Regions from separate parts of the Homo sapiens genome. Here region 1 is linked to region 2. Evidence: chromatin loops called from intact Hi-C (ENCODE). Cell type or tissue: left ventricle myocardium inferior. All regions are shown on one strand. Links, peaks and the distances in the headings refer to the core of each region. The heading gives the core; the rest is flanking DNA. Region 1 has its middle 520 kb from the start of LINC02438. Region 2 overlaps LOC105374510 (a long non-coding RNA gene).

The links. Peaks named below come from ENCODE experiments on the same cell type or tissue, not always from the same donor. Only the 100,000 strongest peaks of a DNase experiment are listed, where the experiment ranks them.
Region 1: it touches region 2 in a loop (2.7-fold over the local background); 48 of 110 quality-filtered maps call a loop at or near these places.

Annotation. Positions count from the first base shown.
Region 1 is chr4:18,932,997-18,935,921 of GRCh38, forward strand. No RefSeq gene overlaps it. Among named protein-coding and RNA genes, the nearest start is that of LINC02438, 520 kb to the right of the region's middle. In left ventricle myocardium inferior, for the core only: a CTCF peak has its summit at 1,421 (motif pointing left); no DNase peak of the experiment used is centred there; H3K27ac peaks cover 128 bases.
Region 2 is chr4:18,687,773-18,690,697 of GRCh38, forward strand. All of the region lies in intron 2 of LOC105374510 (a long non-coding RNA gene), which reads left to right. Among named protein-coding and RNA genes, the nearest start is that of LCORL, 670 kb to the left of the region's middle. In left ventricle myocardium inferior, for the core only: a CTCF peak has its summit at 1,728 (motif pointing right); no DNase peak of the experiment used is centred there.

The DNA.
Region 1 (2,925 bases), core at 321-2,820, 250 kb after region 2:
GCTTTTTTTTTTTCTTCCCATTAGGTTACTAGTGCAGTAATGAACTTTTTTTTTATTAGGTTACTCATGCAGTGAACTGTTATCTGGAATTGCAAACTCAGGCAAATTACTTCCAGAGGTCATATGATGAGACATTCCATTCTAAAAGTACTGTTCCATTCTAACAGTACTGGCAGTACTGTTATGATAGTGGACAGGAGGGGGTAGAAATATTTTTATGTAGGTAATAAAATGCAGGAACTCTTCAGAGATGCTTCGGCATATTTATGGAACTTTTTCAACTACCAAGATAAAGTTTTCTCAGGCTATTGTAATTATATTGTAAAGCCCCACAACTTTGTGCAACAATCATATATGTCGCCGCTATCCTGTATAAAACATGGTGTTTGGCTATGCGAAAAAAACTGAAACAAATCAAAATATAATCCAAATTATAAGGAGTTTATAATCTACTAAAGGAAAGGCAACAAGAAGGTAAATCACTGTAATAGAAGATAATGAGCACAATTGCCTTTGAGGAAAAAAAATGCTTTTGGATTCACAGGGCGGGACAGATTTCTCTCAATGAGAGAGAGAAAGCCAGTGAAGCCTAAGGAAGGCCATTTACTGGACCTTTCTCAAAAGCGGGAGAATTCAGAAATGCTCTGATTAAAATACACCTTACTCTTTCTTCAGTCTCCCTCATGCATTGCATCTTGTGTTGCTCTTCTGTGTCTGATGACAGAGCAAACAGGTGAGAGAATGGTGGATGTAGATATATAGGTGGATTGGATGAGGCAGGGAAAGATTGTTTTTGACCATCAAGATACAGAAGGACTAGCTTCAAAATATTGCTATTTAAGGCAACTTGAAAAACAGAACTTAACAGAATTACCTTGAATGTGGAGGGATGTGAATTGCTTTCTTTGATCTATATACGGGAATGTGAAGATGAGACGGAAGATTTAGAAGCTCTTCCACTTGGGAAGTTTAGAAACCCATGAAAAGTCAGATTAATTTTATGCTATGAATTATCTCTGAAGGGATCTTCTTTTTGACCTTTCTTAGTTTAGTTTGTGATAGTTTGAGCTTGTTTCTTCAATATTAAGAAAGTCAGAGAAGAATTTGTTTTGGTTCAGGAAATAATATACGGTAAATATCCCACTCTGTTTTATGTCAGGCTTGGGAAATCCCTGCCTTGAAGGATGAAGAACTGGACTTGGTGATTTTTGAATTTCCCTCACACACACACACACACACACACCCTCCCTTGTGTATGGTTCCTGAATAACTGAAAACATTCACTAAAGTGCTCATTAAAAAGAAATGAATTAATGGGAATGAAATATTTCACGTGGCTGGCATGTGACCTTCAAGCCACTGCTGAATTTTCGTAGGAAACTCATTTATATATTGTATCAGCTCCCCCTTGTGTCTATCCAGCAGTCGATTCAGCAAACAGGAAATAAAGGTATCTCCTCTTTATCTACTTCCTTCCCCTTAGTAGAGTGTTTAGGACAGAGTTGCTGATCAGGGATAATTACACTCTCAAGTGAAGAAAAACCCAAGTCATTAAAATTAGTGAAACTAAGACCCTTTGTGCTCTAACTCCAATGACGTATTCTCACTCACATGATTCATTCTCTAAAGACCCTGTATAACTGTCCATAGAGTGAATGCCTCACCAACCTGCAGACATGAGTATGATGTAGTACAGATTATGACAGGTGACATCAAACAAGAAGTCAAGAATGCTATGGTACACCATTAATTTTCCAGTGCTATTATTTTCCATAGCCCATTAAGACCAACTGAAGGCATTTCCTCTAAACACCAAAAATAAAGTGAAATACAAATAATAGACAACTTGTTCCAGTCATCAACTCTTAATCCTGTTTGCTTATCACCTGGATATGTATTTTAAATCATCTATTTCATCTTAATGGAATTTTGTCCACTCTGTTTTGTTAAATAACAACAGCTGACTTTTCTGTTTGGGGATTGTTTTCTTATGCCTGTCTCAATCCACTCTTACTGTGTTTAGCCTGAGAGACTAATGCTAAATGCTGTTGTCATTCACCTTCATCACAGGCAGGGGTTGTGGAGGTGGGAATCTCAGTCCAGTTCATTCTCAACCAGCAAATAGTGGAAATGAACTGGATTCCCAGCCATGAACCCTTGTTTTCTGACTCTAGGACTGGCTTTTGTTGTTTACAAGTGTTTTTCAAAGAATTTAAAGGGCTACCTGCTACCAAGGTCAGCTGGGCGCTTGTAAATTGCAGAATCAGGTGCTCCCACCAACCTTATGGAATCAGAACCTTTGGCTTCTCATATCGTCTCTTCCTGTTTGCTTTCTGTATATATTTCTTTTAAAAAAATCACTGTTTTTTATCTCTGCCATCTTGTTTTTAAAAATAATCCTTAAGCTAAGTTTACAATTATTATTAAATATTCATCCATATTGCCATGTAATAAATATTTGCCAAGCTCCCACTATGTGCCACATGCAGATGCCTATGATGCAGAGACTCGTAAGAATGATGTCTTATAAATAAGACATAAATACAACAGGACAGCGTTGACATCCTAGCTTGCTTTCTGTCCATGGGAAACCAGTCATCAGCTGGTTAGTCCTACCATTGGATTTCAGACTTGCAGGGGCATTCAGATTGAGATCAATGATTCAATTCTCTTCAAAATGGACAGTCTCTTAAAAGGAAGTAAAAGGAACAAAGGAAACAACTTGTCAGAAGTTCAAGAAAGAAGACCTCAGGTAGTCCTGATATAACAGTTAGGGAGGTGTAAGCTAAAAGATGACAGGCCAAAAATCCAGCTAAACCCATCTCACCATGTATCCAACTACCCAGCCCACTTCCTGCAGCCCCCAGTGGTTCCCTTTGAAAGGAACTCACCGTGTAAGCAGGTGAGGGAATTCGTAACAGGGCA
Region 2 (2,925 bases), core at 254-2,753:
TTAATCCTGAAAATAATTGTTATAAGCCAATCTTGTAAATTCAAGACCAGGCACATCATAAATAATCACAAAAATTAGAAACATACTCAAAATATCCGTATGTTTAGTATACATAGAAAATTCACTGACTGAAATAAATCATGAAACATGGACTGGAATTTTGTGGGCTCTTAAACTTCATTTTGTCCCTATTGTTTTAAAATGTCAATGGTTTGGACCATTTCTGCATTTGTTAAAACTGTAACCTTAAAATTTTTTTAAAAAATAACTTTACAAACACATAAATATGCTTAATCACTAACTTGGGAAACTTCTGTTGCTCCAAATCAAGTATTTCTCTTTGTCTATGAAACTTTCTCTAGCCAGCATCATGACTGCTGACCGATTTCCACTGTGTATGTTATGCGTGCTTCTATGAGGGAGTCCATGACACATACATAATTATTTATTTGTATTGTAGCAGGACAAACCACAGACAAAACCCTTCAGACACCGAGTTAAAGAAGGAAAGGTTTTATTCAGCCGGGAGCTTCGGCAAGACTCACGTCTCCAACAACTGAGCTCCCTGAGTGAGCAATTCCTGTCCCTTTTAAGGGCTCACAACTCTAAGGGGCTCTGCGTGAGAGGGTCGTGATCTATTGAGCAAGCAGGGGATACACGACTAGGGGCTGCATGCACCAGTAATCAGAACGGAATAGAACAGGACAGGGATTTTCACAATGCTTTTCCATACAATGTCTGGAATCTGTAGATAACATAACCGGTTAGGTCAGGCGTCGATCTTTAACCAGGCCCAGGGCATGGCGCTGGGCTGTCTGCCTGTGGAATTCATTTCTGTCTTTTAGTTTTTACTTCTTCTTTCTTTGGAGGCAGAAATTGGGCATAAGACAATATGACGGGTGGTCTCCTCCCTTAGTATGTTTGCCTATCCTAGTACCTCAGACTTCTTGAAGAGAAGAAATGCCCTATCTCCCAGTGACTGATATCTAGTAGAGACTCAACATGCATTTGTTAAATAAATGACTTGAGAATCCTTATGACTTGAAGATAATGTTTTAAAATGACAGAAAATTATTTTTTCCATTTGTGTGATTCTTCCTAGTGAAGTAATACTCCTTCACAAATTGGTTAAAGCTTTCTTTTTAAAACATGTATTTATGTCAATGAATTTTAACACACACAGTGATATGATTTTCAAGACCAGTCAATTTTTTTTAAGAAACTCAATAGAAAAGTTAAAGACTCGATGAATTATACAAATATTTCAGATTATTATCTGACTATGCATTATTTCTTTCATGAAAGAAAGCCAAAAGCAAAAATGAAGCCAAAAGCAAATCATTTTTTAATGAACCATTGAAATTTAACCCCTGGAATAATTAACTAAAAAATAATATAGAATTTGTTTCATAGACTAACTGTGAATAGTTAAGAAGGTCTTCACTGAATAACCAGTGGTTTATATAGCAAAAATGTTGTTAGATAAAAGGAAAGAGTTAATCTTGTGCCTATTGAATAATACATTTTTGTGTTTGAGAACCCAGTTATTTTGATATTATTTAAAACACTGCCATTAGACTAATGTGAGCCTTTTTGAAAAAATCTTTCAACCCTCTTCCTTCAATTTCTCCGTCTATAAATACTTACAATATACTGCAACTCTAAAATAACTCAAGATTTAATTTAACCTATTTGTGTTGAGGAATGATCTGAGATGCGATACCCAAAATGCTCACTAGATGGCAGGGTTCCCATTTCAAAGGGAGCGCTACCTTGTTACAAAACAGTAAAGGCTTCCAACAAACAGAATTCGAAATGTGTTTATTTGTGTGGCTATAAATATAGCACATCTGATCCAATTTTCCACTGGGTTCCATGCTTTTCAGTGATTTTTCAGCCAGTTTTTTAAAAAGTCAGATTAAAGACGTTATTTGATATGCAGCCACATTCTTTCCAAATAATCAAAATTAATCCCTATTCCTTATTTTTAATCAGACATTGCATATCCATCCACAGTGTCTTTAGCTGAAAGAAATTATGAACCCATTTATTAAGTGGTGTGTGATTTTTGAACACAGTTTCGCCAAGCCCTCAGCATGTGTAAGTATGAATATCTCTGGAATTTATTTACAGTTCCAGAAAACCAAAGCAACACCTGCTAAACTTTGTTATATTCCTGACAGGGTGCTCACTGCTGTTTAAAAGCCATTCCTACTGTGGCCAGTTGTGACTGCCTGAGACCAAATATTCTCAAGGTAAATTGAACCGAATTTTCAGGCAAGGGAAGGTGCTTTGATCAACTAAGTAAATGTATGTGGTTAATCTTTGAAAAACAAATGGCATGCATACAGGCAAAGCTATTATTATTACCAGTTATCATGATTATTATTGTTGCTGACTATTTTATTTCTAAAACTTTCAGAGGAGTACTTTCCAAGAAATTTAAGATCAAGGAAAAGAAATGTATTTCTTCTAAATCTAACATAGCAGATTTGGTGTTTCAACCAAAAGAAATTTTTCCACTTGCATGGTTCATACTGAGCAACCTTTTATTAATATGAAAAAGGAATCTTCCAGACTTCCCTGAAAATTGCAAATTTGCTTATTCTCAATATTTATCATAAATTGCTAAACTTTCTGGCCTAAATTTAAATTATTTCAAGGCAGAGTCATTGGAAGCATAGCCCTGCCTTTCCATTTGCAAAGCAACACAACACTCTAAGAAGAATCCCTCTTAACATAAAACAAAGTGATATGTCATGTGGTCTTCAGGGTAAAATGTGAAACAAATATACCAAAATCTATCTTCCTTCCATTACAACAACAACAACAACAACAAAACTAGGTCACACTTGAAATCCCCCCGCCCTTGTCATGGACAGTAGCGTTTTTTAAATCCCTCTTCAGTCTCTGGGCAGTGTTTAG